Regions from separate parts of the Homo sapiens genome. Here region 1 is linked to region 2. A link is an interaction called in ENCODE POLR2A ChIA-PET data of the cell type or tissue named here. Cell type or tissue: OCI-LY7. All regions are shown on one strand. Links, peaks and the distances in the headings refer to the core of each region. The heading gives the core; the rest is flanking DNA.

Region 1 (15,683 bases), core at 8,627-11,126, 120 kb before region 2:
GATCATTTAATGTGATTTCATTTTCTCTCCTTTCTTAGCAGATTGTTTATACTTTTTTTTTTGCTTTTTATAGTGTTTGTCTACTTTTTTCCTTTTTTTTAGTGTTTGCCCTAGAGTTTTAAATATTTATTTACATTTCTGAGAAAATTAAAAATAAAACCACCAGCTGGGCACGGTGGCTAATGCCTATAATCTCAGCACTTTGAGAGGCCAAGGCGGGTGGATCAACTGAGGTCAGGAATTCGAGACCAGCCTGGCGAACATGGCAAAACCCCGTCTCTACTAAAAATGCAAAAAATTAGCCAGGCGTGGCGGCAGGCACCTGTAATCCCAGCTACTTGGGAGGCTGAGGTGGGAGAATCGCTTGAACCCAGGAGGCAGAGGTTGCAGTGAGCCAAGATCGCACCATTGCAGTTCAGGCTGGGCGACAGAGTGAGACTCTGTCTTAAGAAACCAAAATAAAATAAAACTACCTTTACAATCCAGCAATTCCACTAGTAGGTATATATCTAAAGGAAGTGAAATCATTATTTAGTAGAGGTATCTGCATTCTCATGTTCATTGCAGCATTATTCATAAGAGCCAAGATATGGAATCAACCTAAGTGTCTAACAATGGATAAAGAAAGATAATATGGTATGTATAAACAATGGAATACTATTTAGCCTTACAAAAGGAAGAAATCCTGTCATTTGGAACAACATAGATAATTGATGGTTGGAGGATCTTGTATTAAGTGAAATTAGCCCAGGCACAGAAAGAATACCACATGATATCACTTATATGTGGAATCCAGAAAAGCTGAGTGCATGGAAGTAGAGAATAGAATGGTGGTTACCAGCAGCTAGGGAGATCTTTGTCAAAGGATACAACATTTCAGTTAGATGGGAGGAATAAGTTAAAGAGATTTATGGTACAACATAGTGACTGTAGTTAATAATGTATTTTCAAAAAATCTCTAAAAGAATAGATTTTAACTGTTCTCAACACAGAAAATTAAAAGTATGTGAGGTAATGCTTATATGTTAATTAGCTGGTTTTAGCCATTCTACAGCATATACTTACTTCAAAACACCATGTTGAACACCATAAATATATGCAGTTTTTGTCAATTAAAAAATAAAATTTTTATGAAAGGAACTTCAAATGCTAAATGAGGAATCCTGCCTGTAAATCATGCTCTATGATTCCATAAGACATTCTGGAAAAAGACAACTTTGGAAGCAGTAAAGATTAGTGCTTGCTACCCAGAGGAAAAGAAGTCATACGAAAAAGATACTTGCACACACGTTTATAGCAGCACCATTCACAATTGCAAAATCTTGGGACCAACCCAAATGCCCATCAGTCAACGAGTGGATAAAGAAATTGTGCTATGTATATATGATGGAATACTACTCAGCCATAAAAAGGAATGAATTAACGGCATTCATAGTGACCTAGATGAGATTGGAGACTATTACTCGAAGTGAAGTAACTCAGGAATGCAAAACCAAATATCGTATGTTCTCACTGATATGTGGGAGCCAAACTATGAGTACGCAAAGGCATAAGAATGATACAGTGGACTTTGGGGACTTGAGGGGAATGATTGGAGGGGTGCAAGGGATAAAAGACTACAAATAGGGTGCAGTGTATACTCTTGGGGGATGGGTGCACCAAAATCTTACACATCACCATCAAAGAGCTTACTCATGTAACTAAACACCACCTGTACCCCAATAACCTATAACCTATGGGGGAAAAAAAGATTGGTGGTTGCCAGAAGGTTGTGAAGGGGTGAATGGGTGGAGCACAGCGGATTTGTGGGGCAGTGAACCTATTCTGTCTGTTACCATATTGGTGGATACATAACATTTTATCTGCTAAGGCCATAGAATTGTATAGCACAAACAGTGAACCCTAATGTGAACTCTGGACTTCGTTAATAGTAATGTATGAATATTGCTTTATCAGTTGTAACAAATGTACCACACTAATGCATTCCTGTAATATGTTAATATTAGAGGAAACTGAAAAAGAGAAGGGGACAGGGAGTATATAGTAAATTTGTGTACCCTATTCGGTTTTTCTGTAAACCTAAAACTGTTCTAAAAAATAAAGTCTATTAATAAAAACATGAAAAAAGAAATATACTCACAGTTTATCCAAGTCCCCTTTCAAATCACAGCATACCACTTCACGGGGGGTGTAAAATACCTTATAATAACAAAATAATCCTAATTCCTTCCTCCTGTTACGTCTATCATTGCTGTTATTCATTTTGTGCATATATATGTATACATACACACACACCAGTACACATACAGACAAGCATATGTTACTGAATATATTGTTGCTGTTATTATTTTGAACAAATTTATTTGTTAGATCAGTTAAGAACATGAAAATAACAGTTTTTGTTTTACTTTCACTTATTTCCTCTATTTCTATTTTTGCAAGAAACATCATTGGAGTTACAGGGTTTGCATTGACTCTAGGTTGTTTTGGGTAATGGTCATTTTAACAATACTAAGTCTTCCAGTCTAATAACAAGGGACTGGGTTCCATTTACTTATGTCTTCTTTAATTCCTTTTAGCAGTGTTTTGTAGTTTTTATTAGATGTCTCTTTCAATTAAGTTAATTCCTAAATGTTCTTTTTGATGTTATTGTAAATGGAATTGTTTTTGTAATTTTCATTTTAGATTGTTTATTTTTAGTGTATAGAAATATAATTGACTTTTGAGTGTTGACTTTGTATGCCGCAATTTTGCCTAACTTATTCTAATACATTTTTTGGGAGGTGGGATCTTTAGGATTGTCTACATAAAAGATCATAAATCACTTATGGACAAAGATAGTTTTATTTATTTTTTATTATCTAATTTCTCTGGCTAGAACTTCCAGTGCTATGTTGACTAGAAGTGGCACAAGCCTTTTCTTGTTCTTTATCTTAGCGGAAAAACTTTTAGACTTTCACTATTGAGTATGATATTCACGTGGGTGTTTCACATATGTAGTTTATTACGTTGAGGTGGTTTTCTTTTACTCCTGGTTTGTTCAGTGTTTTCTTTTTGTAAATCATGAAAGAGTGTTGAGGCAGGGCACGGTGGCTCACGCCTATAATCCCAGCACTTTGGGAGGCTGAGGTGGGCGGATCACCTGAGGTCAGGAATTTGTGACCAGCCAGGTCAACATGGTGAAACCCCATCTCTTCTAAAAATACAAAAATTAGCCGAGTGTGGTGGCAGGCAGCTGTAATCCCAGCTGCTAGGGAGGCTGAGGCAGGAGAATCTGTTGAATCCGGGAGGTGGAGGTTGCAGTGAGCTGAGATTGCACCACTGTACTCCAGCCTGGGTGACAGAGCAAGACTTTGTCTCAAAAAAAAAAAAAAAAAAAAAAGATTGTTGAATTTTGTGAAATGTGTTTTCTCCCTCAATTGAAATGATTATGTGTTGCTTACCTTTATTCTGTTAATGTGGTTTAATACAGCGATTGATTTGCACATGTTTTACCATCCTTGGATTCTAGGAATAAATCATACTTGGTCATGATGTGGAAACCTTTTAATATACTGCTGATTTCAGTTTGCTAGTAATTTGTTGAGAATCTTTCTGTTAATTTTCAGAAGTGAAACTGGTTGATAGTTGTTTTCTCGTACAGTCACCTGCCCTTACCTGTAGTTTTGCTTTCTACAATTTCAGTTGCCCGCAGTCAACCAGGGTCTGAAAATATTACATACAATAAGGTATTTTGAAAGAGAGAGAGAGACCATATTCATATAGCTTCTATTAAAGTATATTGTATAATTGTTCTTATAATTCTTTTTTTTTTTTTTTTGACATGAAGTCTCGCTGTTGTCCCCCAGGCTGGAGTGCAATGGCACGATTACGGCTCACTGCAACCTCTGCCTCCCGGGTTCAAGCGATTCTCCTGCCTTAGCCTCCCGAATAGCTGGGATTACAGGTGCCTGCCGCCACGCCTGGCTAATTTTTGTATTTTTAGTAGAGATGGGGATTCACCATGTTGGCCAGGCTGGTCTCGACCTCCTGACCTCAGGGGATCTGCCCGCCTTGGCCTCCCAAAGTGCTGGGATTACAGGCATGAGCCACTGCTCCCGGCCTGTTCTTATTATTCTTAATTTTTACTGTTGCTTAGTTTATAAATTGAACTTTATCATAGATATGTATGTATAGGAAAAAACATAATATATATATAGGATTCAGTACTCTCCATGGTTTCAGGTAACCACTGGGGTCTTGGAATGTATTTCCTGAGGATAAGAGGGGACTACCGTGATGTCTTTATCTGTCCTTGGTATCAGGGTAATGCTGGCCTCATAGAATGAGTTAGGAGGTGTTCCTTCCTCTTCAGTTTTCTAGAGAAGTATGAGAATGATTGATGTTATTGAAATATTTGGTAGAACTCACCAGTGAAGCCATTAGGTAAAGAGCTTTTCTATGTCAGGAAAGTTTTGGTTACTGAATCAATCTCTTTACTAATTGTAGGTCTATTTATATTTTCTGGTTTTTTGTGTGAGTTAGTCTTGGTAGATTTTGTGTTTCTAGGAATTTGTCTGTTTTATCTAAGTTATTCTATTTGTTAACATAGAATTGGTCAGAGTACTCTCTTAATCATTTTAATTTTCGTAAAGTGGGTAGTAATGTCCCCACTTTTATTTCTGATTTTAATAATTTGAGCATTCTCTGTTTTTTTAATTAGTCCATCTAGCCAGAGGTTTGTGACTCTTTTGGATTGTTTCAAAGAACCAACTTTTGGTTTCATTGATTTTGTTGTTGTTGTTGTTGTTGTTGTGTTCTCTGTTTTATCTTTGCTCTAATCTTTATTATTTCCTTGCTTCTGATGGCTTTGGGTTTAGTTTGTTTTTCTCTTTCTAGTTTCTTAAATTGTAAAGTTTCGTTTTTAATTTCAGATCATTCTCGTTTTTTTAATGTAAGCATTTATAGCTATAAATTTCTCCCATATACTACTTTTGCTGTATTCCGTTAAGTTTTTTGTTGTGTTGTTTTCATTTGTCTCTGGAGTATTTCCTAATTTCCCTTCTGATTTCTTATATGATTCGTTGGTTATTTGTGTGTTGTTTAATTTCCATGTTTTTGTGGATTTTCTCATTGTAGTTATTTTATCGAAGTCTTTTTTTTTTTTTTTGAGATGGAGTCTTGCTCTGTCACCCAGGTTAGAGTGCAGTGGCGCAACCTCGGCTCACTGCCAGCTCCACCTCCCGGGTTCACGCCATTCTCCTGCCTCAGCCTCCTGTCTTTTATCGATTTCTGACTTCATCCCATTGTGGTTGGAAAATATACTTTGTATGTCTATCTTTTTAAATCTTTTGAGACTTAGTCTGTGGCCTGACATATGATCTGTTTTGGAAAATGTCCCATGTGCACTTGAGAATATTATATATGTTATTATGTGTTCTGTATATATCCCTAAGATCTAGTTAGTTTATTGTGTTAAGTCCTCTGTTTCTTTACTGTATTTCCATACTCCATTCTATTAAGTGATAATAGAGAATGAAAGTCTCCAACTATTATTATAGAGCTGTCTATTTCTCCCTCAGTTCTGTTTTTGCATCATATATTTTGATGGTCTGTTACTAGGTCTATAAATGTTTGTAATTGCTGTGTCTTCTTACTGTGTTGAAACTTTTATTAAGATATAATGTTTTTTTTTGTTTCCTGTAACCTTTATTGATTTAAAGTGTATTTGGTCTGATATTAGTATAGCCACTTCTGCTCTCTTTTGGTTACTATTTCCATCCTTCCACTATCAATCAGTTTGTGTCTTTGGATCTAAAGTGATTATCTTATGGACAATGCATAGATGGATCTTTTTTTTAATTCATTCTGCCAATCTCTGTCTTTTGATTGGAGAGTTTAACTCACTTACATTGAATGTCATTACTGGGAAGAAGAATTTATTTCTGTTATTTTGCTATTTGTTTTCTATATGTTGTAAAGCTTTTTTTTTTTTTTTTTTTTTGACCCTTATTTCCTGCATTTCTCTTGGCTTTTGTGTTCAGTTCATTTTCTTATAGTGGTATGTTTACATTCTTTCTCAATTTGTTTAGTATGTATTCTGTTTTCTTTGTAGATACCATAGGCATTACATTTAACATCCTAAACTTATAAAAATTCAGATGTCAATTTATACCAGCTTAGCTTCAAGAATATACAGTAACTCTTGCTCTTTTTTTTTTTTTTTTTTGAGACAGAGTCTTGCTCTGTCGCCCAGGCTGGAGTGCAGTGGCACCATCTTGGCTCACTGTAACCTCTGTCTCCCGTGTTCAAGTGATTTCCCTGCCTCAGCCTCCCGAGTAGCTGGGGTTACAGGTGCCCATCACCGTGCCTGGCTAATTTTGGTATTTTTAGTGGAGACCATGTTGGCAAGGCTGGTCTCAAACTCCTGACCTCAAATGATCCACCTGCCTCGGCCTCCCAAAGTGCTAGGGTTATAGGCGTGAACCACTGCAGCCGGCCAGCTCTGCTTCTTTAACAGCTCTGCCCTCACCCTTTCCAGTTGCTGTCACAGAATTACCTCCTTATTCATTATGTGCCCCAAACCATAAACTAATCACTTTAAATGCATCAATTTTTTATATAGAACAAAATGGGTTTATGAAACAAAGTTTCAATAATACTAGCTTTTAGATTAATAATTTAAAAATATGTATTGGCCTTTTAAATCATGTAGAAAGCAAAAAGTGCAATTATAATCCATTATTACAGTAATACTGGACTTTATAATTGTGTGTGTATTTACCTTTATTGAGATTTTTATTTCTTCACATGACTTCAACTTACTGTTTAAACAGTGTGTTTTCATTTCACCCTGTAGGACTTCATTGACCATTTCTTGCAGGTCAGGTCTACTGGTAACAAGCTCCCTTAATTTTTGTTTATCTGTTAATGTCTTAACTTTCCTGTCAGTTTAGGGAAAACACAACAACCAAAAAACCCAGTCAAACAATAACAAAGCTTTGTCACTTTCCAAGGCAGTCCTTTCCTCAGATCTGCTCCAAATGAACCTTTCAATTCTACTTTTTTTTTTTTTTTTTGAGATGGAGTCTCGTTCTGTCTCCCAGGCTGGAGTGCAGTGGTGTGATCTCTGCTCACTGCAAGCTCCGCCTGTCGGGTTCACGCCATTCTCCTGCCTCAGCCTCCCGAGTAGCTGGGACTACAGGTGCCCGCCACCACGCCCGGCTAATTTTTTTAGTAGAGACGGGGTTTCACCGTGTTAGCCAGGATGGTCTCGATCTCCTGACCTTGTGATCCGCCCGCCTCTGCCTCCCAAAGTGCTGGGATTACAGGCGTGAGCCACCGCGCCCAGCCCCGAACCTTTCAGTCCTTTCAACCTCAGATGGCATTGTTTCAAGTTCCCAGAGCACCATACCCCTTGAGTATATCCTATCAATATGCCCTTTAAAACAGGGCAACAGGTTTCTGGTTGCACAAGTAAGGAGCTTGGAAATCACCATCCATCCTAACAACAAATAAAATGCTGAAGAGACTGAAAAACCAACAGTGCTTCCGGGATCCAAAAGACAGGTGAGGACACCAAACAAACCACTGACCCCAAACTAGAGAGACAAACAAATAGCCATGGCTATAAGATCCAGGATTCATAAGCAGAAATTGCCACGAGAACCAGTGCTGAGGTAGGAAAACCTGAGCTGTAACTGACAAATTGCTGGGGGCTAAGTGGTGGTCAAGTCAGACAATTAAAAACTTGCAGGGGACCCAGTTATAGGTGAGCCCCCACACCTTTACAGATTTTATATCCAAGAGCTCAACCAGAGTCTCACAGTGAATATTGGAGAAAAATCTCCTCATGCTTCCAAGAAGATTAAAGGGAAAGGAACATTTTGAAATATGCCACAGCATTTGCTTCTTAACAAGGCCTGCCCTCCAGATGTAACCAGAGCATAATGGAACTTGGGGAAGGTTAATACACAACTCCAGCCCACACTAGCCATCCTATGACTCAGAAGCACATTTAAAGTTCACAGTATAGAGGCATAAGGATTCGCTGAGACCTAATCATAAGACTATAGAACACTGCCCACAAGATTGTAGAACCTAAAACTATAGGAAACATTGCCTCACTCTACACCTTATATTACTAAAGACCTATTTACAGAAGTTCCTTTTACTCAATGCATCATGTCCCGCTATCAAGGAAAAATTACAAAGCATACTAAAAGGCAGGAAAAAAGATTTTGAAGAGACAGTAAGCATTAGAAGCAAACATGGTAGGAACACTAAAATTATCAAACCAGCAATTTAAAAGAACTTTGATTAATATGCTAATGGATAAAATAGCATGCATGAATAGAGTGGTGATGTGAGTAGAGAGATAGAAATCCTAAGGAACAAGTGAAAATAAATTCTAGAGATCAAAAACACTTTTAACAGAAATGAAAAGTGCCTTTGATAGACTTATTGCTAGACTGAACAAGGTTGATAAAATATCTCTAAGTTTCAGGATATATCAATAGGTACACCCAAAACTGAAAGCATGTAGAGGGAAGACTGAAAACATCAGAACAGAATTATCACAGAACCATGGAACCACTAGAAAAGGTGTAAAATATGTGTAATGGGAATACAAGAAGAAGAAAAAAACAACAGAAGAAACATTTGAAATAATAGTGAAAATTTTACCCAAATTAATGTCAGACACCAAACCACAGATCCAGAAAGCCCAAAGAACAGAAAGCAGAATAAATGTCTTAAACGTTAGATTTAGGAATATCATTTTCAAACTATAGAAAACCAAGCATAAGAAAAAGCCTGAAAGCCAAGAGAAGAAAAAGCCTAACAAACCACACTTTACCTATACAGGAACAAAGATAAGAATTTTATCTGACTTCTCCTCAGAAACCATGCAAGCAAAAAGAGTGGAATAAAATTTTTAAAGTATTGAGAATAAAAAAGAAAGCAAAATTGCGAATAAAAAAGAAAGCAAAATTACCAATCTAGAATTCTGCACTTTAGGAAATTATCCTTCAAAAGTGATGGGGTGGCTGGGTGCAGTAGCTCATACGTGTAATCCTGGCACTTTGGGAGGCCAAGGTGGAAGGATTGCTTGAGGCCAGGAGTTTGAGACCGGCCTGGGCAACATAGTGAGACCCCATCTCTACGAGAAAATTAAAAATAATTAGCCATATGTGGTGGCATGTGCCTGTAGTCCCAGCTACTCTGGAGGCTGAAGTGGCAGGATTGCTTGAGCCTGGGAGGTCAAGGCTCCTGTGAGCCATGATCATACCACTTTACTCCAGCCTGGGTGACAGAGCAAGACCCCATCTCTTAATGAAAAAGCACACAAACACAAATGATGGGGAGAGAGAGGATTCTGAAAAGAGAGGGGAGTAACAAGCAAGAGGAATCTCTTTCGTTACCTGGACAACAATCACACCGGCAGAATATGTCTTATATCCGAAGAAACAGGAAAATGTATATAGGCCATTCAAAGAAAACAAAAACAAATCAAAAGAAACCGTCCTTGAAAAAGACCTGATGGCCAATATGGCCGATCCATTCAAAAAAGATTTTTTTTTTTTTTTTGAGATGGAGTCTTGCTCTGTCACCCACGCTGCAGTGCAGTCGTGCAGTCTTGGCTCACTGCAACCTCCACCTCCCGGTTCAAGAGAGTCTCGTGCCTCAGCCTCCTGAGTAGCTAGTATTACAGGCGCCTGTCACCACACCTGGCTAGTTTTTGTGTTTTTAGTAGAGATGGGGTTTTGCCATGTTGGCCAGGCTGGTCTCAAACTCCTGATCTCAGGTGATCCGCCTGCCTCAGCCTCCCAAAGTGCTGATATTACAGGCATGAGCCACCACTACTGGCCAAAACAAAGACTTTAAAACAGCTATCCAAAAGATGCTCAAAGAACTAAAGGAAGATGTAGAGAAAGTCACGAAAGTGATGTATGACCAATATGAAAATATCAGTAAAGAGACAGAAAACCTAAAAAGAAACCAAAAAATTTCTAGAGCTGAAAAGTACAATAACTGAAATAAAAAACACTAAAAGGAGTCAAAGGGGCAGATTTGAGCCGGCAGAAGAATCAGCAAACTTGTATATAGTAAAATGAAGATTACTGAGTCTGAGGAACAAAGAAAACAGATTGAAAAGTGAACAGAGTCTAAGGGGTATGAGTAGGACACATTCAAATAGAACAAAATAGATACTGTGGGAGTAACAGAAGAAGAAAGAGACAAAATATTTGAATGGGTGTAAACTCCCGAATTTTGATGAAAGCCATGAATATCCAAGAAAGTCAACAAAATCCAACTAAAATGAACTTGAACTCAAGGAAATCTACAATGAGAAATCTTACGGTCACACTTGAAAATTACAAAGAGAATTTGAAAGCAGCAAAAGAGAAGTGATTTGTCACATACAAAGAATCTTCAATAGATTATGAATAGATTTCTCATCAAATATTTCAGAGGCCAGGAGACAGTGGGCCAATATATTCAAAGGGCTGATAGAAAAAAAGTCATCTGTGAATGCAGAGACACACACACACACACACACACACACACACACACAGTGCAAAACTGTTAAATACACACACACACACACAAGGAAAAAAACACACACACACAGTAAAACTGTTACATCCGGAGGGCTGACCTTAAGAAGCGAATGCTGTGGCATATTTCAAAATGTTCCTTTCCCTTTAACCCTCTTGGAAGTGTGAGGGGATTTTTCTCCAATATTTACTGTGAGACTCTGGTTGAGCTCTTGGATATAAAATCTGTAAAGGTGTGGGGTCTCACCTATAACTGGGTCCCTTTCAAAGTTTTTAATTTTCTGACTTGACCACCACTTAGCCCCCAGCAATTTGTCAGTTACAGCTCAGGTTTCCTACCTCAGCACTGGTTCCTGTGGCAATTTCTGCTTGTGAATCTTGGATCTTGTAGCCATGGCTCCCTTTATTTGTTTGTCTCTCTAGTTTGGGGTCAGTGGTTTGCTTGGTGTTCTCCCCTGTCTTTTGGATCCCGGAAGCACTGTTGGTTTTTCAGTCTCTTCAGCATTTTATTTGTTGGTAGGATGGATGGTGATTTCCAAGCTCCTTATCTGTGGAACCAGAAACCTGTTGCCCTGTCTTAAAAGGCATATTGGGGCCAGGCGCGGTGGCTCACACCTGTAATCCCAGCATTTTGGGAGGCTGAGGCGGGCAGATCTCCTGAGGCCAGGAGTTTGAGACCATCCTGGCTCACACAGTGAAACCCCGTCTCTGCTAAAAATATAAAAAATTAGCCGGGCTTGGTGGCGTGCACCTGTAGTCCCAGCGAGCCGAGATCGTGCCACTGCACTCCAGCCTGGGTGACAGGGTGAGACTCCATCTCAAAAAAAAAAAAAAAAAAGGCGTATTGATAGGATATACTCAAGGGGTATGGCGCTCAGGGGACTTGAACAATGCCGTCTGAGGTTGAGAGAATTGAAAGTTTCATTTGGGGTACATTTGAGGAGAGGACTGCCTCAGAAAGCAATGAAGCTTTGTTATTGTTCGGGGTTTTTGTTGTTGTTTGTGTTTTTTGGTTTTTGGTTTTTTTTTTTTGTATGTGAAAATGGTGAAGCTTTGGCTTTTAGAATTTTGGTACTGTGGTCGGGAGAGTGGGAGATTAGATGACATGACAGTTGAGTTATAGAAGAGCCTAAAGATAGGGAAAATATATAGTAGTTGAATCCTAGCTCTTCCATTTTCTAACTCAGAGATCGTGGTGACCACAGGCGTGAGTCTTTCTGAGTTCCCACCTATAGCATAGAGATAATTATACCTATCTTATGGGAGTCATTATGGGGGATTAATAATATAAATAAGCCTGGTCAAAGTGCTTCCTAAGGGTTAATTGTATTATTGCCTATTGGTATATAGATTCATGCTGTAAATATTTTAAACAGATGCATTGTTTCTGCATACCTGTGTAGTTATGGAAGAGATACAGAATTTGGAGTTGAAATTTGGAAGGAATATGACAGACCTTGATTTATCATGTCTTAATGGCAGGATATTCACTGTACTGTGTTAATTTGATCATTACAATTTAATCTGTTAAAGGAAAGAGAAGAAAAAGGAAGATGTATAAATAAAGAAGGCTTTTATTTTTGTTTTTATCATTAATTTTTCATCTCAAAATTTGTTTTGGCTACAAAATATGCAGAAAGAAAGTCTTAATTTTTAGAAATGAAAAATATTTTAACATTCCATTAATCTGATGACCTGACCCAAGAGTTTATAGCATGTTTGTTTTAGCTTTAATTCTTGGTTCTGTTTTACTTTATGTAGAGATTCTTTAAAATAAGGATAAGAATCCAAAGGAGAAGTGCAGGTGCTTCTTTCATAGCCTTTTAAAGTTGATTCGTATACAGTAAATAAATTAGTATGGCGGATATGTGTGGACTGTTCCACATTTGGCACATCTTTATGAGTATGTTTTTGTAGACATTTGAAGAAAGTTTTATAATAGTTGGTGCAAATTTGTCCTTTTATGTGAAATACTTTTTCATTTCAAGTTAAAAATGCATTACCACAGAGGATCTGCCAATTTCTACAGATAGAATTCTCATTGTACAAGTAACTTTAGTATGTCACAGTAGGTATTGCACAGTACAGTCATGCGCAGCATTATGGTGTTTTGGTAAATGATAGACTGCATATATGTCAGTGGTCCCCAAAGACTATAATGGAGCTGAAAAATTCCTTTTACCTAGTAATGTCAGCTGTCTTAAGGTCATAGCCATCTTAATGCCGTAGTTCCAACACATTACTCATGCAACTCAATAGTGAGAAAAGAAACAAGCCCAACAAACCACCATGAACATATTTCTGAAAAAAGTGACACCTCCTCAAGAAGTACCTCAGGCAGGTCCCTCAGGAGGGATTCCAGGAGAAGGCATTGTTACCATAGGAAATGCCAGCTCCATTCATGTTATTTCGCCTGAAAACCTTTTAGTGGGACAAGATGTAGAGGTGGAAGACAGTGATATTTATGATCCTGACCCTCTGTAGGCCTATGCTAGTGGGCGTGCGTGTTTTAGTTTTCAATAAGAAAGCTTTAAAAATCTAAAAATAGAAAAAGGACCACAGGTGTGTACCGCCATACATGGCTAGTTTTGAATTTTTTTTTTTTTTTGTAGAAACAAGGTCCCCCAGTGTTGCCCACACTTGTCTCTAACTCCTGGCCTCAAGCAGTCCTCCTGCTTTGGCCTCCTAAATTGCTGGGATTACAGGTGTGAGTAATCCTGCAATCCCACTGTGTAATCCCCCTGCTTACTTCTTATTCCTAAGAAAAATGTTAAGTGACATTAAATTTTTTCCTGGTCGCTGTTTTATTTTAAACTATGGAATTTAATATATGAATGCATTCTCATTCACAAAGGTCTAAATTGCTTAGAATTAGGTGGAAAAACGTGTTAAAACCTCCATTTATCATGTTTCTTTCTCCCTATTACCATTTTCAAACATAAAGGTAACCACCCTTTTTGTATCGTTTCACTGCTTGGTGATTTACAGACATTTGGAGACTGTTGCAAAACTAATGTTGAATTATTTTCAGTGGGTATTTATATTTTCTCCTAATCATTTTCATTCTAGGAAAGTTTAAAACTTTTCGCTATTGAGTTATGAAAATTTCCCTTGAAATTAAGAATTATGTAAATGATGAATATGTTCACAGTAGAATAATGAGAAAATAAGCCAACGTTATATTTTTAAAATTCACCTGTAGTGTTAGAATTGAGAGAGAACTACTCTTATTAATTTGATATCTAGATTTCCAACTTGCCCATTTCTGAAGATAAATGTAATATATTTAAGTCTTAAAGGATCATTATATACATAGTTTTGTAATTTGTGTTTTTTAATGTAGTAATAAATGGTAGCATACACTCTTTTAGCAGTTGTAACATGCCAGCCAGACTTTTAATCCATTTGTATTTAGTAACCTAGGTCTTCACAACAGTCCTTTCAGGTAAGTATTATTACTATTATGCCCATTGTACAGATGGGAAAATTAAACTCACGTAGTTAGGATAAATAACCCCCAAAGTTCACATAGCTGCTAAGTGGTTGAAATGAGATTTGAATTTAGGCAGAGGATTCCAGAGTGTGTTCTCTTTGACATATGGTCATAACCATCTTTCCATGTCAATAAATATAGACTTCACCTGTACTTGTATTGGCTGTATAGTATTTCACTTTCATCTCACTCAAACTCTTAGTAATATTCACATATCTTCATTTCTTGAAAGGATTTTTTCTTTACAGGCTCTTCCTTCTAAGTTTCCTTCATGGTTCATTCTCTACCTGACTTCTAAATTTGTAGTTTCCAATGGCCAGGCTCTTTGTTTATTTGCCTTCTTAAGGTAAGCTCATGCATTCCTGTGACTTTAAATACAGTTTATATAATGGCAATGCTCAAATTTACAGTTACTGCTCGGAACTTTCTACTTTGCTCCCCAACTCATATCCACAGTGGCTTATTTGACATCTTCATGAAGATGTGTCATAGATCTCTAAAATGTGTGAAATCAGAATGTTTGATTCCCTCTCTAACTTTGTTCTTCCTCCACAAATCTGTTCCTTCTCTTTCTGATCGTAGTAAATGGCTCTTGCATCAACCTAGTTGTTCAAGTCAAAAAATTAGGAGTCATCACTGATTACTCTTTTTTCTGTCAACTCTTATAGTTAATTTTTCAGTAAGTCCTGTTTCTGCTTTCATAATATTTCTCCAGTCCATCCACTTTTACTGTCATCACCTTCATCAGGCCACTCCATCGTTATCCAGTTATGTATGAACACCTGCTTTGCATTCTATTTTCCACTTCTGCTAACAGTGTTTCACCATTGTTACTATTAATCTTAGGTTGTGAAGTGCTGATAAAGACAGTGTCAGGACTCTGCTTATTACATCTATAAATTCACACTATCCAAGCTCAGTTAGACTGACATTACTATTTAGCAGACCATCTTCCTCCTGCTTGAAATATCCTTGCGTTCTCATGTATTACTCCTATCCCCATTCCTGGTTTATGTGTAGTGGAATTAAGAGTGGAGCTTTTTAGCATACATGTTTTTTTTTTTTTCATCTTTTTTCTTTATTTCCCCACCTCCTTATATTGAGTTAGATAAAAAATGGGAATTCTACATCTGATCTGACTAATATAAACTGCTGTCAAGGTGACCTTATAAAATATATTTATGTACTATCTCTGCTGTATATTCAATGGATCTTTTTCCAACCAAATGAACTATGAAAACTTCATCCTGGCCCTCCAGGCTGCCTTTTAAGGTGTTGCCAATTAAAAAAAAAAAAACTTTAACCCTTATCTTCCACTGAGCTATTCATTGTAGTCAGGCTGCTCATTTCAGAGCATGCTCTTTGTTTTTTTTTGTGTGTGTGTGTGTGTGTGTGCCTTGTGCTATAGTTTATATATATACTTTGATTTCTTTTTTTTTTTTAATAATGTAAAACTTTGGATGCAGGAACTGTGTCTTTCAAGTACTTTTGGCATTTACATCAGGGATTCATAGCTGTTCTACATAGTTCACTTGTATCGGGAAGATTATCTTACTTAGTCAGGAACACAGTTTTGGAGGAATATCTGTAGAGCAGCAGGAAGAAAAGGAGAACCCTTACTGTAGGCATTTGTCAGTTCAACCCAGACATTG
Region 2 (15,683 bases), core at 7,045-9,544:
TTTTTTGAAGAAGAAAATAGAGAAGAGCTTTTTTTTTTTTTTGAGACGGAGTTTCACTCTTGTCGCCCAGGCTGGAGTGCAGTGGCACGATCTCTGCTCACTGCGACCTCCACCTCCGGGGTTCAAGTGATTCTCCTGCCTCTGCCTCCCAAGTAGCTGGAATTACAGGCATGTGCCACCACTCCCGGCTAATTTTTGTATTTTTAGTACAGACGGGGTTTCGAACTCCTGACCTCAGGTGATCCACCTGCCTTGGCCTCCCAAAGTGCTGGGATTACAGGCATGAGCCACCGCGCCCAGCGTAAAGAGCTTTTTAACAAGCATCAGCAGCAATGACTATAGGAACATCTAGAACCTGTTGAGTGCCTCCTGCGTGCCAGGTGTTTTACTTTCATCATGCCATGTGATAGGTCCCTTGATGCAAGGAGGTGGTCCTGGTTGGAAGTGCCTGGTTCCTGCCACATGGCAGTGGAATCCCCCTCCCTCCTCTTCCCCTTCTGCCCCAGCCTTTATTCCAGGGGTTGGCCAGGATCTGGGCCCCCAGGACTAGCCTTAGGAGGGAACTGCTCCCACCTGGGGTCAGCCTGCGCTAGCACTTGGGGATGCAGGCAGCATGAGGGGCCTTTGAGAGGTATGAGTGCCCCCAGGACCACGCAGGGAGTGGCCTCCTCCATTGTGGAACAAATGCTGCTCCTGGCCCAGGACACTGCAGCCGCCTGCTCTGGGGGTCAGCTGGGTGAGGCAGGGCTGTGGAAGAGGTTTCTTCCTGGCTCCTAGACCCCTCCCTGGCTACTTTGCGTGAAGACCAGGATGCAGTGATGTGGGTGTGTGGCCCTTCGGGGTTAGGCAGACCTCAGCTGTCCTCCTAGCATTGGCCCCTACAGGCTGCATGATCTTGGACAGACCTTAACTTCCCTGTTCCTCAGCGTCATTTTTAAAAGGGGAGAACCATCCCGCTCAGAAGGTTATTGAGAGGCACAGAATAGGTGCTCAACGTATATGGTCATTCCCCACCAGGTGCAAACTAGCAAAACCTTTTTGGGATTTGTGGGCACTGGCTTTGCTCCTGAAGCTGTGGGGATGGGGGCGGTCCTAGGTTGGAGCCAGGTTTGGGCCATGCAGGAAGGCGTTTGGGTCTCAGCCCCCATGCCCAGCGGGACATCTCAAGAGCATGCCAGCTCTTCTGCTTGGAGGATGGCCTCAAAACAGCTGATCTGCGAGGCTCCTCTGTCCCTTCAGGAGGTTGGGGAGTGTCTGGACGGGGGTCTCTACAGTGCACACTCACTGGGATATCTCTGCAGGACAAGATAGTGCCCCCATGTTAGAGACCTCTGCCTCCTCCCCAGCTACATGGCAACCCTGGTCACAATCTGTTACAGGACCCTAACCCCACTCCTGGGCCACAGCTGCACAGAGTGAATCAGCTCCCTGACTGAAGCTGGCCAAGGAGTCTCATTGAAACCACCTTTGCAAAAATTATAACAGGAAATTATGACAATGAAAGAAATCAGACCTAACTGACCCCATCTTGCTTCTAAACTTTAAGCTGTCCTGGTTCCTTCCTGGGCATAGGCTGAACCAACCTTGGGAAGGAATTTAGTTTATGGTTTGACTCTGAAACAAAATTAGTAATAATCCTTTCCCGAAAAGACCACCTTTGTGCCTTGGGACCTGTCTGCCTTTGTAGGACTAACAAATTAGCTACAAGATTAGAAATGACAGTTTAGGGTCAGGCAGCCTCTGGCTGCAAGAGTCTGAACCTTCCCAAATTGTTCCTGGGGATCACATCACTATTGTAAAACCTAAGATCAGTGCTTGAGGTATTTTGCAGCCCCTGCACTGGATGGATCAGCTGACACCACCCAGACCAATTATTTGGCTCAACCAGTTCTGCAATCCCCGCTCGGGAACAGAAGACAGCGAGAAAACTTCACTTCGACCCCCGTGTGATTCCATCTCCATCCTCACCAATCAGCACTTTCCACTTCCCAAGCCCCTACTGGCCAAATTATCTTTAAAAACTTCCATCCCCAGTCGGAGCGCGGTGGCTCACGCCTGTAATCCCAGCACTTTGGGAGGCTGAGGCGTGCAGATCACCTGAGGTCAGGAGTAAGAGACCAGCCTGGCCAACATGGCCAAACCCCGTCTCTACTAAAAACAAAAATTAGCCAGGCATGGTGATTTGTGCCTATAATCCCAGCTACTCTGGTGGCTGAGGCAGGAGAATCACTTGAATCCAGGAGGCACAGGTTGCACTGGGCCGAGATCGTGCCACTGCACTCCAGACAGAGTGGGTGACAGAGCGAGACTCCGTCTAAAACCAAACCAAACCAAACCAAAAACAAAAACACTTCCATCCCCGAATGCTCTGCTCAGGGAGACTGATTTGAGTAATAATTAAGCTCCAATCTCCCGCACAGCTGGCTCTGTGTGAATTGCTCTTTCCCCTGTCTTGATAAATGGGGTCTGTCTAGGCAGCGGGCAAGGTGAGCCCTTTAGGTGGTTACACCTTCACGTGGGAACATGGAATTGAGCAGAAACTGATTCCATGCCTCCCCCACCCTCACCCCCTGACTCTCTTCAACAGAGGAGATCTGAACTCGAGAGCCATTGGTGGTGGCAGTAAACCCAAAATATCTGAGACAGGTCTCAAGCAATTTAAAAGTTTATTTTGCCAACAGGTCCTGACGACACGTCCCCAAGGTGGCTGGGGTACAGCTTGCTTTTGTGCATTTTAGGGAGACCTGAGACATCAATTAATATATGTAAGATATACTTTGGTTCCATCCAGTAACACAGGACAACTCGAAGAGGGGGGCTTCCAGGTCATAGGTAGATAAGAGACAAAAGCTTGCATTCTTTTGAGTCCTTGATCAGCCTTTCAGTGAATTCACAATCTAGTCTGGCTCAGTGAATCTTCATTTTTACATACACAGTAGGTCTGAGGAAGCAATCAGATAAGCATTTCTCTCAGGTGAGCAGAGGAATGATTTTCTGTCCTGCACCTGTTAAGATCAGCTATCAGTTTACATTGCCAGGATGAATTCAACAGAAATGTTTCAGGGTAAAGTTTTGTTTTTTGTTTTTTTTTTTAATTCTTGGCATGATCCTGAGTAGGGTAAAGATCTTGAGGCCCACAAGGAATTTCCTTGTGGGCAAATTGTGAGGGAGGCATGTAGCTGTTTTATCTTTATAGCCATCTTATTCAGGAATTAAAATGGGAGGCAGGTTCCCAGCTTGACTTTTCCCTTAGCTTAGTGATTTTGGAGTTGAGATTTATTTTTCTTTCACAGTGGCCATTCCCCCACCTTCATTAAAAAAAAAAATTCCTAAACCACCGGGCACGGTGGCTCACACCTGTAATCCCAGCACTTTGGGAGGCTGAGGCTGGCAGATCACCTGAGGTCAAGAGTTCAAGACCAGCCTGGCCAATGTGGTGAAACCCTGTCTCTACAAAAATACAAAAATTAGCCGGGCATGGTGGCAGGTGCATGTCATCCCAGCTACTCGGGAGGCTGAGGCAGGAGAATTGCTTGAACCTGGGAAGCGGAGGCTGCAGTGAGCCAAGATGGCACCACTGCACTCCAGCCTGGGTGATAGAGCGAGACTCCATCTCAAAAAAAAAAGAAAAAAAATCCTAAACACAAATTTTTCGTTAAGCCACTTGCAAGTTTGTTATATACATCATGGGACTTTTCAGCAAACACCTCCTAAGAACAAGGGCTTTCGGCTGGGCACAGTGGCTCACGCCTGTAATCCCAGCACTTTGGGAGGTTGAGGCGAGTGGATCACGAGGTTCGAGACCAGCCCGGCCAGAATGGTGAAACCCCGTCTCTACTAAAGATACAAAAAATTAGCTGGGCATGGTGGCACGCACCCGTAATCCCAGCTACTCGGGAGGCTGAGGCAGGAGAATCGCTTGAACCCGGGAGGTGGAGGTTTGCAGTGAGCCAAGATTGTGCCATTGTACTCCAACCTGGGCAATGGGGTGAGACGCCGTCTCAAAAACAAACAAACAAAAAGAACAAGGACTTTCTTCTACAGAGCCTCAATGGACTCACCACACTCTGCACTTTCTCACTGATACAATGGTGTTAGCTAACATTTAGTCTGCAAAGTGTCCTTTAGAGCTGCTTTTGCTTTCACCCAGGATCCAGTCAAGGATCACGGGCTGAATCACTTCTTCAGCCTTTCTTTGTCTTTTATGACATTGACTTTTTTTATTTTTATTTTATTTTAATTAATTAATTAATTTTTTTTGAGATAGGGTCTCATTCTGTCACCCAGGCTGGAAGGCAGTGATCAGATCATAAATCACTGCAGCCTTGACTTCCTGGGCTCAGGTGATTCTCCCATCTCAGCCTCCCAAGTAGCTGGGACTATAGGCCTGCATCACCACACCTGGCTAATTTTTTGTATTTTTAGCAGAGATGCGGTTTCAGCATGTTGTACAGGCTGGTCTCAAACTCCTGAGCTCAAGCGATACTTTTACCTCGGCCTCCCAAAGTGCCGGCATTATGGGCGTGAGTCACAGCGCCTGGCAGACATTGACATTTTTGAAGAATCAAGGCCAACTCTTTGGCAGAATATTTCTCAATTTGGGTTTGCCAGGAGTTTCTTCCTGATTATATTCTAGTTACTTTTTTTTTTTTTGGCAAGAGTGCTTCCTAGGTAAGTAGGTAGCGTTGTCCTCAGTGAACCACACCAGGGGAGCACGGTGTCAGCTGTCCTGTTATTGGTGAGGTTTGGCTTAATAGTTTGGTTAAGGCAGTATCTTCTAGATTTCAGCATTTACCGTTCTCTAAGAATCTTTCACTCAGTCGTTTTAGTGTCTTTTATTGATTCTTGCCTAAGTCAGTTATTGCTGAGTCATTAAATGCTGATTTTTCTGTTATCATTTATTCTGCATTCTTCAATAGAAAAGAGTTTTCATGGCCAGGCGCAGTGGCTCATGTCTGTAATCCCAGCACTTTGGGAGGCCGAGGCGGGCGGATCACCTGCGGTCAGGAGTTCGAGACCAGCTTGGCCAACATGGTGAACCCCCGTCTCTACTAAAAATACAAAAATTAGCCAGGCATGGTGGCGGGTGCCTGTAATCCTAGCTACTTGGAGGCCGAGGCAGGAGAATCGCTTGAACCCAGGAGGCGAAGGTTGCAGTGAGCGAGATCGCACTATCGCACTCCAGCCTGGGGGACGAGAGCGAGACTTCATCTCAAAAAAAAAAAAAAAAAAAAGAGTTTTCATTAGTACTTAAAATTTAAAAAAATTATTGGTATGAACCCATGGATTATTTGTTATTGTTATTATTATTAATGTTATTTGGTGGGGCTTGTGGCACTGGCTGGGGGTGGGCATGGGCGTGGTCAGGGTGGCCTATTACTGTTCTTCATTTCGATGCTCATATTGTCCCAAATTTAGGCTGGTCCTTGTATCCCTTTTCCATATTTTCATCACTTTTTGAATTTTTCTTAGTTTCTGGCACAGGAAGTTGCTCCAGGCTCGCCTTGTACTTTCCGTGGATAGAAGTCATTTTTTATCATGTGGAAAGTTGGCTGGGCGCAGTGGCTCATGCCTGTAATCCCAGCACTTTGGGAGGCCGAGGCAGGTGGATCACCTGAGGTCGGGAGTTTGAGAACAGCCTGACCAACATGGAGAAACCATGTCTCTACTAAAAATGCAAAATTAGCCGGGTGTGGTGGTGCATGCTTGTAATCCCAGCTACTCAGGAGGCTGAGGCAGGAGAATCGCTTGAACCTGGTAGGCGGAGGTTGTGGTGAGCTGAGATCGTACCATTGCACTCCAGCTTGGGCGACAAGCTGGCGAAACTCCATCTCAAAAAAAAAAAAAATGTGAAGCAAGCATCCCTCCAGGCTTGCTATGGCTCTCAGGTCTTGATTCTTCCTTTCCTGAAGCCCTGCTGTCTCCTGGCCCTTGGTCTCCAAGTGCCCATCTCTTTATAGGTAATGCCCCCATTTCCTTTTGCTGGCACTGACCCTGCAGGCTTGGTGCCCACTTCTTCATGACCTCCTGGCCCATCCACCCTCCCTTGTTCTGGCCCAAACGAGCTGAAAGGCTGGCCTTGGGACTTCACTGCAGATGCCCCTCTGTCCTGGTTTTCTGGGCTCCCAGTGGGTGAGATGGGGAAGGTTAGAAGCAGGCGTCTTCTTGAAAAGAAGGCAGATGTGGCAAGGAGCAGAGGGTGGGTGGGGCTGGTTGTGAGGGATTTGGCGTGATGACAGGTCATTGCAGAGTACAGAAAGCAGTTCTGCATGCAGAAGCCATCAGTGTGCCTGCACAGTTCTGTTGGGCCCTTGCACCCTTGTGATGTGCCATGAGAAAAACATGCCCCAGGAGGCTTTCAGTCCAAGAGAATGAGAGACATGCACAAAAAACTTGAACCTAACCTGAAGTGTGGAGGCAAGTCTAGCCAAGCCCAGCCAAAATCAGCTGAGCCCCAGCTACATGCAGACCTGTGAGCAAGGAAGGGGGTGTTTTGTTACACAGCATTATCACAGCTGACTAATGCACTCTGTAAAAGAACTCAAACCCCTTTCTTCTTCAGTACTCCCTGAATGCTCAAAGAAGAGAATCCTGGAGCTGGAGATGCCCTTAAATCTGTCTTCTTCCCTCCCGCGCCATTTTATAACTGTGGAGACTGAGGCCTGGAGCGGGGAAGGCAGCATGGAGAAGTCACACATGAGATGGATCCTGGCTCTTCACTAGTTGTGAGACCCTGACCAGATTGAATGAAGTGTTCGGCTTAGTTTCCAAACCTCTCAAATGGTGACAATTCTAATACGTGCAAAAGACACAATGTGGGTAATGTGCCAAGCCCAGAGTCTGTGCTTATAGGTTGCATTGTCTGTAAGTGGCTGTGCTTCCAGGAGTGGCAGAACCGGCGCTGGTCCCTGGCCCTCCTCACTGCCCTCCAGGGCACTCAGTGATTCTCTCCCCTCTGCACAGGCCTGACCACTTGCAGCCATCCTTAACCTTGACTTTTCTTGTGCCTCTCCCTCCCTCAAATGGAAATCTTCTTTATTTTGAGTGTGAGAATAATATAAGGCAGGCTCAGGGCAAAAACGTAGATTGGGTCTTTAAGGAGCCTCCAGCATCTTTGTACCCACCCAGCCTAAGGACGAGCACTTGACCTTCATGGGATGCAGCCAGGATGTGACCAGGACCCCTGGCTGTCCTGGCCACTGACCTTTACCCAGCTGATGATCTCAGAGTGGAGAGGGAGCCCAGCTTCCATGTCAGACACTGAGAAAGAAGGCGGTGGCCTCCAGATCCAAGTAGGAAGGGTTGGGCCTCTTCCTGGCCAAGTCACACTGGGCCTGGTCTGCTCCATCACACAGTCGCTCAGGGCCAGGGTATGGCATGAAACACAGGGGCTGTTGCATGGAAATAACGTGTCCTGTCCTGTGTAACTCCTGGAAACACCGATGATCTATTCTTGATGGTAGTAGGGATCCCAGAGATTGGAAAAATCAGTTTTTCCTTTCTCAAGAATCAAGAGACTTTCTTTAAGCAGAAAAATCCTGTAATTTGCTAAATTTGGGGGAATCAATTCATTGAGGATTAAAGGGGACCCATATAGCATAATGCTTAAGTATATAGTCCTTGGAGCCAGACTCAACTGCTGAGTCTGAACCCCAGCTTCACCACTTGCCAGCTGTGTGACCTTGGGCAAGTGACTTAACCTCTCTGCGCTTTAGTTGCCTCATTTATAGGAGTATCTATCTCATAGGGTTGCTGAGAGGATTAAATGAGTTAATGCATGCAAATAACAGTGACATTTAGCTACTGCCGAATAAGACCCAAGCAAGCATCAAAGACAGAGCAGTCATTTCAGCCCCTGCCCCATTTTTCTCTCTTTTCTGGAGGCCACGGCTGGGGTCCTGCAGAGAACACTGGGCTTCAAGCTTGAGGCCTGGCATTAATGTATGTTCGGGATTTTATTTCACCTCTCTGAATCTCAGGTTTTGCCTGTATTAAATGAATACGAAATCCCTGCCTGTTGATTCTCTTGGGTTGTTGAGAAAATAAATTTAAAATGCTTTACCCTAGAAGTGTGGGCTATTGTTTTTGTTTTGGCCAGTTTTTGTTTATTTTGTTTGTGTGTCAGTGTGGGTGTCGGGAGATTCTGCTCCACGAGCTCACTCAGGGCTCCAGGCTTGGTCCTGACATGCTCCCTCCATCTTGTGCCCCTCTCTTCCCTGCATCCTCCAAGTCCTCTCCCTTCTTCAGCTGATGGGGAAAGGAGAACAAGCCAATACCTGGAGTGTCTCATGGACCAGGCCTGGAAGGGAGACCTAGGGTTTTTGCTCCCATTCCACTGGCCATGGCTCTGTCACATGCTCCACCCAAACCAAGGGAAACCACAGCCTGGCAGAGCACCCAGGAAGAAGAGGAGAATGCGGATGTTTGAAAGAATGAATCCATTTGTGTTTTAACCAACAAAGAGGAACTAAGCCTTTTCTGCATTTTTTTGCTTAAATATAAAGGTTGTGATATAATCACAAGGGTCCTTAAAAGGTGGAGGAAGTGAAACCAGATGCCTGTAATCCCAGTGCTTTGGGAGGCCAAGGTGGGAGGATCATTTGAGCCCAAAAGTTCAAGACCAGCCTGGTCAACATAGTGAGACCCTATCTCTACATAAAATTTTAAAAATTAGCCAGGCATGGCCGGGCGCAGTGGCTCACACCTGTAATCCCAGCACTTTGGGAGGCTGAGGCAGGCGGATCACCTGAAGTTGGGAGTTTCAGACCAGCCTGACCAACATGGAGAAACCCCATCTCTACTAAAAATACAAAAAATTAGCCAGGCATGGCGGCACATGCCTGTAATTCCAGCTACTCAGGAGGCAGAAGCAGGAGAATTGCCTGGACCTAGGAGGCGGAGGTTGCGGTGAGCCAAGATCACACTGTTGCACTCCAGCCTAGGCGACAGTGCGAGACTCTGTCTGGAATAAAAATAAAAAAAAAATTAGCCAGGCATGTTGCCATGTGTCTGTATCCCTAGCTACTTGGGAGGCTGAGGTGGGAGGATTGCTTGAGCCCGGGAGTTCAAGGCTACAATGATTTATAATTGCATCACTGCCCTCTAGCCTAGGTGACAGAGTAAGACACTGTCTCTAAAAAAAAAAGAGAGAGAGAGAGAAAGAAAGAAAAGATGAAGGAGTGAGGCAGGAGAGAGCAAGCGATAGAGACTGATTTGAAGATGCTAGGATGCTGGCTTCAAAGACGGAGTAAGGAGCTGCCAACTAAGGAATACAGGCTGCCTTGAGAAACTGGAAAAAATGTGGAAATAGATTCTTCCCCAGATACTCCTAAAAGAGCACAGCTCTGCAACATGTCACCCATGTCAGAGTTGTGATCTTCAGAGCTGTAAGATGATACGTTTGTGTTGTTTTAAGCTATGCAGTTTGTGCTCACTTGTCACAGCAGCTGCAAGGAGTGAACACACTGAATCGCAGGAGGGGAGACGGAGGCACAGAGTGTTGCAGCAGCCAGCTCAAGGTCCCACAGCTCATCAGGGTCACAAGCTGGATTTGAACCCAGGCATTCAGTGCTCCTGACCACAATGCAGGGTCCCTTTCATGGGGCACCCATGAGTTCCCAAGCTGGAAGGGCTGGGGATTGTACGGCCGTGGACCAGTTACTGACTCCTCTGAATCTTACGTGTAAAAAGTGTGTAAGAGTGACCCCTTGGGTCCCCTGGAAGAGTGTCCTGCAGCTTACAGACAGTGCAGACCCAAGCTGCCTTGTGTGGGGAGCTGACTGGTGCTGTTGTGGGCTGGGTCTCTTGTCCCCACCCACACCCACCTGGGGAAGGCCAGCCCAGCCCTCCTTGCTCCTAGATGGGCTGCATCTGGTCCTCCAGCTTCTTCTTCCGGGCCCCTTCTGTGAAGAAGAAGTCCATGCGGATGAGAGTCTGTCCCAGGGGTGTGTCCAGCCTGCTGCCCACAACCTGGTTCGTGGAACTGGGAACTGTGTCCGAAAAGAGAGGCACATGGTCTGGCAACTTCTCAGGCTCCTTCTTGTTGCCCTGAGGAGAGGGGACAGCTCGGGTCACACAGAGCGTGGAAAAAGGAGGACCTTAGAATGGGAGAAAACAGAGCAGAGAGCAGCTGCCTCTCTTTGTGAAGCATCTCCAGGTGATTCAATCCTGGTTTGGACTTGGGATCCCCCAAGAGTGACCCGATGCCACAGCCTCTGCCAAGCTTGTCCCTCCTCTTCCTCCACTTCCCCTTCCCCAGGTGCCTCCCAGATCCCTTAACTTTCATGCTGCGACCTGCAGAGATCAAGGGAAGGATCAGGTCTTATTCCCCTTTCTATCCCCAGGACTAAGATGCCACTTTACATCTGGTGGGAGGTTTTGATTTTTTTTTTTTTTTTTGGTAAATTTGTACTTAAGAGTATAACATTCACACAGAAAACGCACAAGCCATCACTGTCCAGCTTGACAAATGTTCACAAAGTGAAGATGCCCATGTGCCCAACCAGATCAAGGGGTATGATCCCCTCCCCCACCTCCTTTCAGCCCCTCAGCCCCTGTCTCTGCTCCCAAGGCACCCTGACCTTGACCTCTAATGCCACGCATTAGCTTTGCCTGGTTTTGAACTTTACATTAGTGGAATCATGGCTCTTCTGTCTGGCTTCTTTCTCTCAACATTATGTGTGTGAGATTCATTCAGCTTTGGAGTGTGGCTGCCGTTCATTCATTCTCAGTGCTGTACGTTACTCCATGGTGTGAACTGTACTCCATGGTGTGAACTGTACTCCATGGTGTGAACTGTGTGAATATCACACAAGTTATTCACCTGTATCACCACTGATCACACTTGGGTTGATTCTAGTTTGGGGCTTTTATGAGTAGTGCTGTTTTGGCCATATGTGAACGTGCGTTTGGGTAAACTCTGTAACGGATGCATGCATGAATGAATGACTAAATGTAATCTGATGGCCAGGCACCATGGCTCTTGCCTTTAATCCTGGCACTTTGAGAAGCCTTGGCGGAAAGATTCAGACCAGCCTGGGCAACATGGTGAGACCCCGTCTCTACAAAAAAATACAAAAATTAGTTGGGTGTGGGGGCACGTGCATGTAAGCCCCAGCTACTCAGGAGGCTGAGGTGGGAGGATCACTAGAGCCCAGGAGGTTGAGGCTGCAGTGAGCCATGATCATGCTACTTCACTCCAGCCTGGGCAACAGAGTGAGACCGTATCTCAAAAAAAAAAAAAAAAAAAAAAAATCTGACAAGTGGGAAAACATCCTCAGCTCTTCCTGCCCCTGTTTAGGGTTACCTTTCTGCTACCCTGTGTCTAATAGAAATGACATGACCTGTCAAGTAAGGAGATCATGGTTTTCACCTGGCAAAGTCCATGCCGAGGTGGCTCCACCCTTTGGCCATGATGCAGATTTCAGTAGTCAGGTTGCTATCATGTAGCCCTTAGCAGGGAGAGACTCTTACAGGCTGGAAGCCCAGACCAGATGCACAGGTCGGGATATCAGGTCCCATGAGCTGAATTTTCCCTCCAGAATAGACAGCAACAAGTCCAGCAGGTCCACAATGCAGGCATTAAAACTTTCCTCAACCTGGCAGGGTCCAGGTAAGCATGGCCACCCCCTCGAGTGACTTTCCATATTGCTCATCTTCCAGGTTGGTTCTTTGACCATCTTTTTTTTTTTTTTTTTTTTTGAGACTGAATTTTGCTCTTGTTGCCCAGGCTGGAGTGCAATGGCGTGATCTCTGCTCACTGCAACCTCTGCCTCCCAGGTTCAAGCTATTCTCCTGCCTCAGCCTCCCGAGTAGCTGGAATTACAGGCATGCACCAGCACACCCGGCTAATTTTTGTATTTTTAGTAGAGATGGGGTTTCTCCATGTTGGTCAGGCTGGTCTTGAACTCCCAACCTCAGGTGATCCACCTGCCTCGGCCTCCCAAAGTGTTGAGATTACAGGCGTGAGCCACCGCATCCAGCTGATCATCCTTTTTGTAGTGAGATCCATCTTTCCATTCATTCATTCATCCAGCATGAACTGAATGTTCACTCTTTTATGGTCTCTGGGGGATGGGGCAAATGCTAGGGTTGTGATAGGGTGCAGTGATGAATTCATATTCATCTTTTCTCTTTTTAAAAAATAATGTTATTTTTGTAGAGACAGGGTCTCCCTATGTTGCCCAGGCTGGTCTTGAACTCATGGGTCCAGGTGATCCTCCCACCTCAGCCTCCCCAAGTACAGGCATGGGCCACCATTCCTGGCCTCATCCTTTCTCTTAAGGAGTTCACAGCTGGTGAAATTGGGCATTGCAGTATTACATTACATGGAATACCAAAATAACGGGTGAGATATGCTGGTGAATCAAAGGAAGGAGTGATCTGGTCAAGCCTGCCCAGGAAGGTGAGATTCCCTAGAAGAGGGGGCACTAGAGCAGGATCTTGAAGAGTGAATAGGAGTCCATCAGGCTGACCAGGTGGAAGGACATTCCAGCAGGGGACGAGCATGCCCAAAGGCATAGATAAAAGAGTGTTGTGGGGGCTGGGTGTGGTGGCTCATGCCTGTAATCCCAGCACTTTGGGAAGCCGAGGCAGTTGGCTAATTGAGGTCAGGAGTTCGAGACCAGCCTGGCTAACATAGTGAAACCCCCTCTCTACTAAAAATACAAATATTAGCCAGGCATGGTGGTGTGCACCTATAATCTCAGCTACTCAGGAGGCTGAGGCAGGAGAATCACTAGAATCCAGGAGGTGGAGATTGCAGTGAGCCAAGATTGCACCACTGCACTCCAGCCTGGGCGACAGAGCAAGACTCCATCTCAAAAAAAAAAAAAAAAAAAAAAAAAGTGTGTTGTGGGGTCTGTGTGGGGTGGGTAATGAGGCTGGGGAGATAGATGGTTTAGATCACAGGAGGCTTTGTAAGCCACCTGAAAATTTCAGACTTACTGAAGCATTTTAATCAGGGGAGCTACATGGCCAGTTCTGCCGTTTAGGGAAATTAGTCTGGTGGCAATGTGGAGGATGGATTGGAGGTGGTGATACCAGAGTCAGGGAATTTGTTTACAAAGTATTTTTACCCAATCTCATTGTCCTTCTCGGGCACGCCACACAGATATGACTACATATTGCTGCCATCCTCAATCAGGGGAGACATTTCAGCAACAGATGCCTGTCATTTCCAATTGGTTCATCTTAATAAAATTAAGAAACACTGAGGGAAACACATTTCTAAATGCTTCATGTAACTGTTTTCTATCCAACGGACCCTGCATTCCTTGAAACAAGAGTGTATTTGACTCATCGCTGCACATCCAGTATCTGGTGTAGAGTAGATCTTCAATAAATGTTAGTTGAATGATGGAAAGAATGAGTAATATTCAATTGCAAGTATGTTTGGCAGGAACATATTTTACCTTACCATTGGGTCATAGTCTTTCAGGAAACTCCAGTTCTGAATCCTGGAAAGGAAAAACATGTTGGCTGTGTGAGTTCCTTCCAGGACATTTTTACCAATGACTTTCACTGTGTCAAGTCAATGCAACAATGTATCACGTGGAAGAACTAAATAATTTTTTTTTTTTTTTTTTTTTTTTAAGACGGAGGCTCACTCTGTCACCCAGGCTGGAGTGCCGTGGCGCAATCTTGGCTCCCTGCAAGCTCCGCCTCCCGGGTTCACGCCATTCTCCTGCCTCAGCCTCCCGAGTAGCTGGGACTACAGGCACCCGCCACCGCGCCTGGCTAATTTTTTGTATTTTTAGTAGAGATGGGGTTTCACCGTGGTCTCGATCTCCTGACCTTGTGATCCGCCCGCCTCGGCCTCCCAAAGTGCTGGGATTACAGGCGTGAGCCACCACGCCCAGCCTTTTTTTTTTTTTTTTTTTGAGAGGGAGTCTCGCTCTGTCACCTAGGCTGAAGTGCAGTGGCATAATCTCAGCTCACTGCAACCTCTGCCTCCCAGGTTCAAGCAATTCCCCTGTCTCAGCCTCCCAAGTAGCTGGGACTACAGGTGCATGCCACCACACCCGGCTAATTTTTGTATTATTAGTGTAGATGGGGTTTCACCATATTGGTCAGGCTGGTCTTGAATTCCTGACCTCAGGTGGTCCACCCACCTTGGCCTCCCAAAGTGCTGGGATTACAGGCATGAGCCACTGTGCCCAGCCAGAACAAAATAATTTTTAAGTGAAACAAATGCCAAGTGTCAAGCAGGTATTTATGGTGTATCCTACCAAAGGAACAAACATTTCAATTTCCAATGACTTTTCCTAGAACGACAAATATGATGTCACTATGGTGGGGCTGCCTAAGGAAAGCAAAGGCTACCATCTCGCCCTGCCTCTGTGCATTTCAGAAGGCTACAGTAGGCAAGCATTCTCTGAAGAAAAAAGTTTTCACATCCCCAAACCTTTGTAACTTTCCAATGTGAGTGATAGAGGAAGGCTAGGGAGAGGTAGGAAAAGGGAGGGACCATAAGGATAGTATTAGCTTGCACTGGCCATTTAGTTTTATTTGAATCTAATCTTAAAAAGTCAAACAATTCTACAAAACATAATAAAAACAGCCTTCTCTGTCCCCATCCTCACAGCCCCTGAGCCCCACATCCTAGAGTCAAACCTTTGCCAGCCTTTTAGCTGTTTCTTCAGGCCTTTGCATCCATATTTTGAAATAATAGGATTCTACTGCTGTATTATGCCATTCTTGCCTTGCTATAAATAATACCTGAGACTGGGTAATTTATAAAGAAGGTGTAGGACAGGTGCGGTGGCTCACGCCTGTAATCCCAGCACTTTGGGAAGCTAAGGTGGGTGGATCACCTGAGGTCAGGAGTTCGAGACCAGCCTGGCCAACATGGTGAAACCCTGTCTCCACCAAAAATACAAAAATTAGCCGGGCATGGTGGCGGGCGCCTGTAATACCAGCTACTAGGGAGGCTGAGGCAGGAGAATCGCTTGAGCCCAGGAGGTGGAGGTTACAGTGAGCAGAGATCAAGCCACTGCACTCCAGCCTGGGTGACAGAGTGAGACTCTGTCTCAAAAAATAAAAATAAATAAAAATAAAAATAAAAAAAAGAAGGTGTAATTGGCTAACAGTTCCACAGGCTGTACAGGAAGCAGGATGCTGGCATCTGCTTAGCTTCTGGGGTGGTCTCAGGAAACTTACAATCATGGTGGAAGGCAAAGTGGCAGCAGGCAGGTCACATGGCCAGAGCAGGAGCAAAGGAGAGAGAAGGGAAGTGCCACACACTTTAAAAGAACCAGATCTGGTGAGAACTCACTACTGTGAGGACAGTACCATGGGGATGGTATAAACCATTTATGAGAAGCCACCCGCATGATCCAATCGCCTTCCACCGGGCCCCACCTCCAAAACTGGGGATTACTATTCAACATGCGATTTGGGTGGGGACACAGATCCACACCATATCCACTGCTGTTTCTTAATATTTTTTAAAATTTAAACTTATCTATCGACTTTCTATTATGGGAGATGAAGAGTTATCATTCTTACCCCTGCCCTTCCCTTTGTTCTTTCAAAATCATTATAGATCTCAGTTAAATTGATATGTATCGTTTTGATTCTTATGATTATGTAAATGTTATCCCCTGGTGAACTAAGGAGTGCAATATACCCCAATTCTGTTCTTGTACAACCTTGTATTCTTTCTAGAGCTAATAGAGAAATTA

Evidence for each region. ChIA-PET counts read pairs that join two places held together with the same protein. Peaks named below come from ENCODE experiments on the same cell type or tissue, not always from the same donor. Only the 100,000 strongest peaks of a DNase experiment are listed, where the experiment ranks them.
Region 1: POLR2A ChIA-PET joins it to region 2 with 7 read pairs; 3 of 35 experiments call an interaction of 5 or more read pairs at or near these places.

What each region holds. Positions count from the first base shown.
Region 1 is chr2:11,263,395-11,279,077 of GRCh38, reverse strand. All of the region lies in intron 3 of ROCK2 (Rho associated coiled-coil containing protein kinase 2), which reads left to right. Among named protein-coding and RNA genes, the nearest start is that of ROCK2, 73 kb to the left of the region's middle. In OCI-LY7, for the core only: no CTCF peak of the experiment used is centred there; no DNase peak of the experiment used is centred there.
Region 2 is chr2:11,138,284-11,153,966 of GRCh38, reverse strand. CIMIP5 (ciliary microtubule inner protein 5) reads right to left here. Exons shown (of 3, transcript NM_001371321.1): 2 at 13,418-13,457; 3 at 2,650-10,047. The coding sequence ends at 9,856. Among named protein-coding and RNA genes, the nearest start is that of SLC66A3, 9.3 kb to the left of the region's middle. RefSeq lists an enhancer at 1,169-1,669. In OCI-LY7, for the core only: no CTCF peak of the experiment used is centred there; a DNase peak (open chromatin) is centred at 8,466.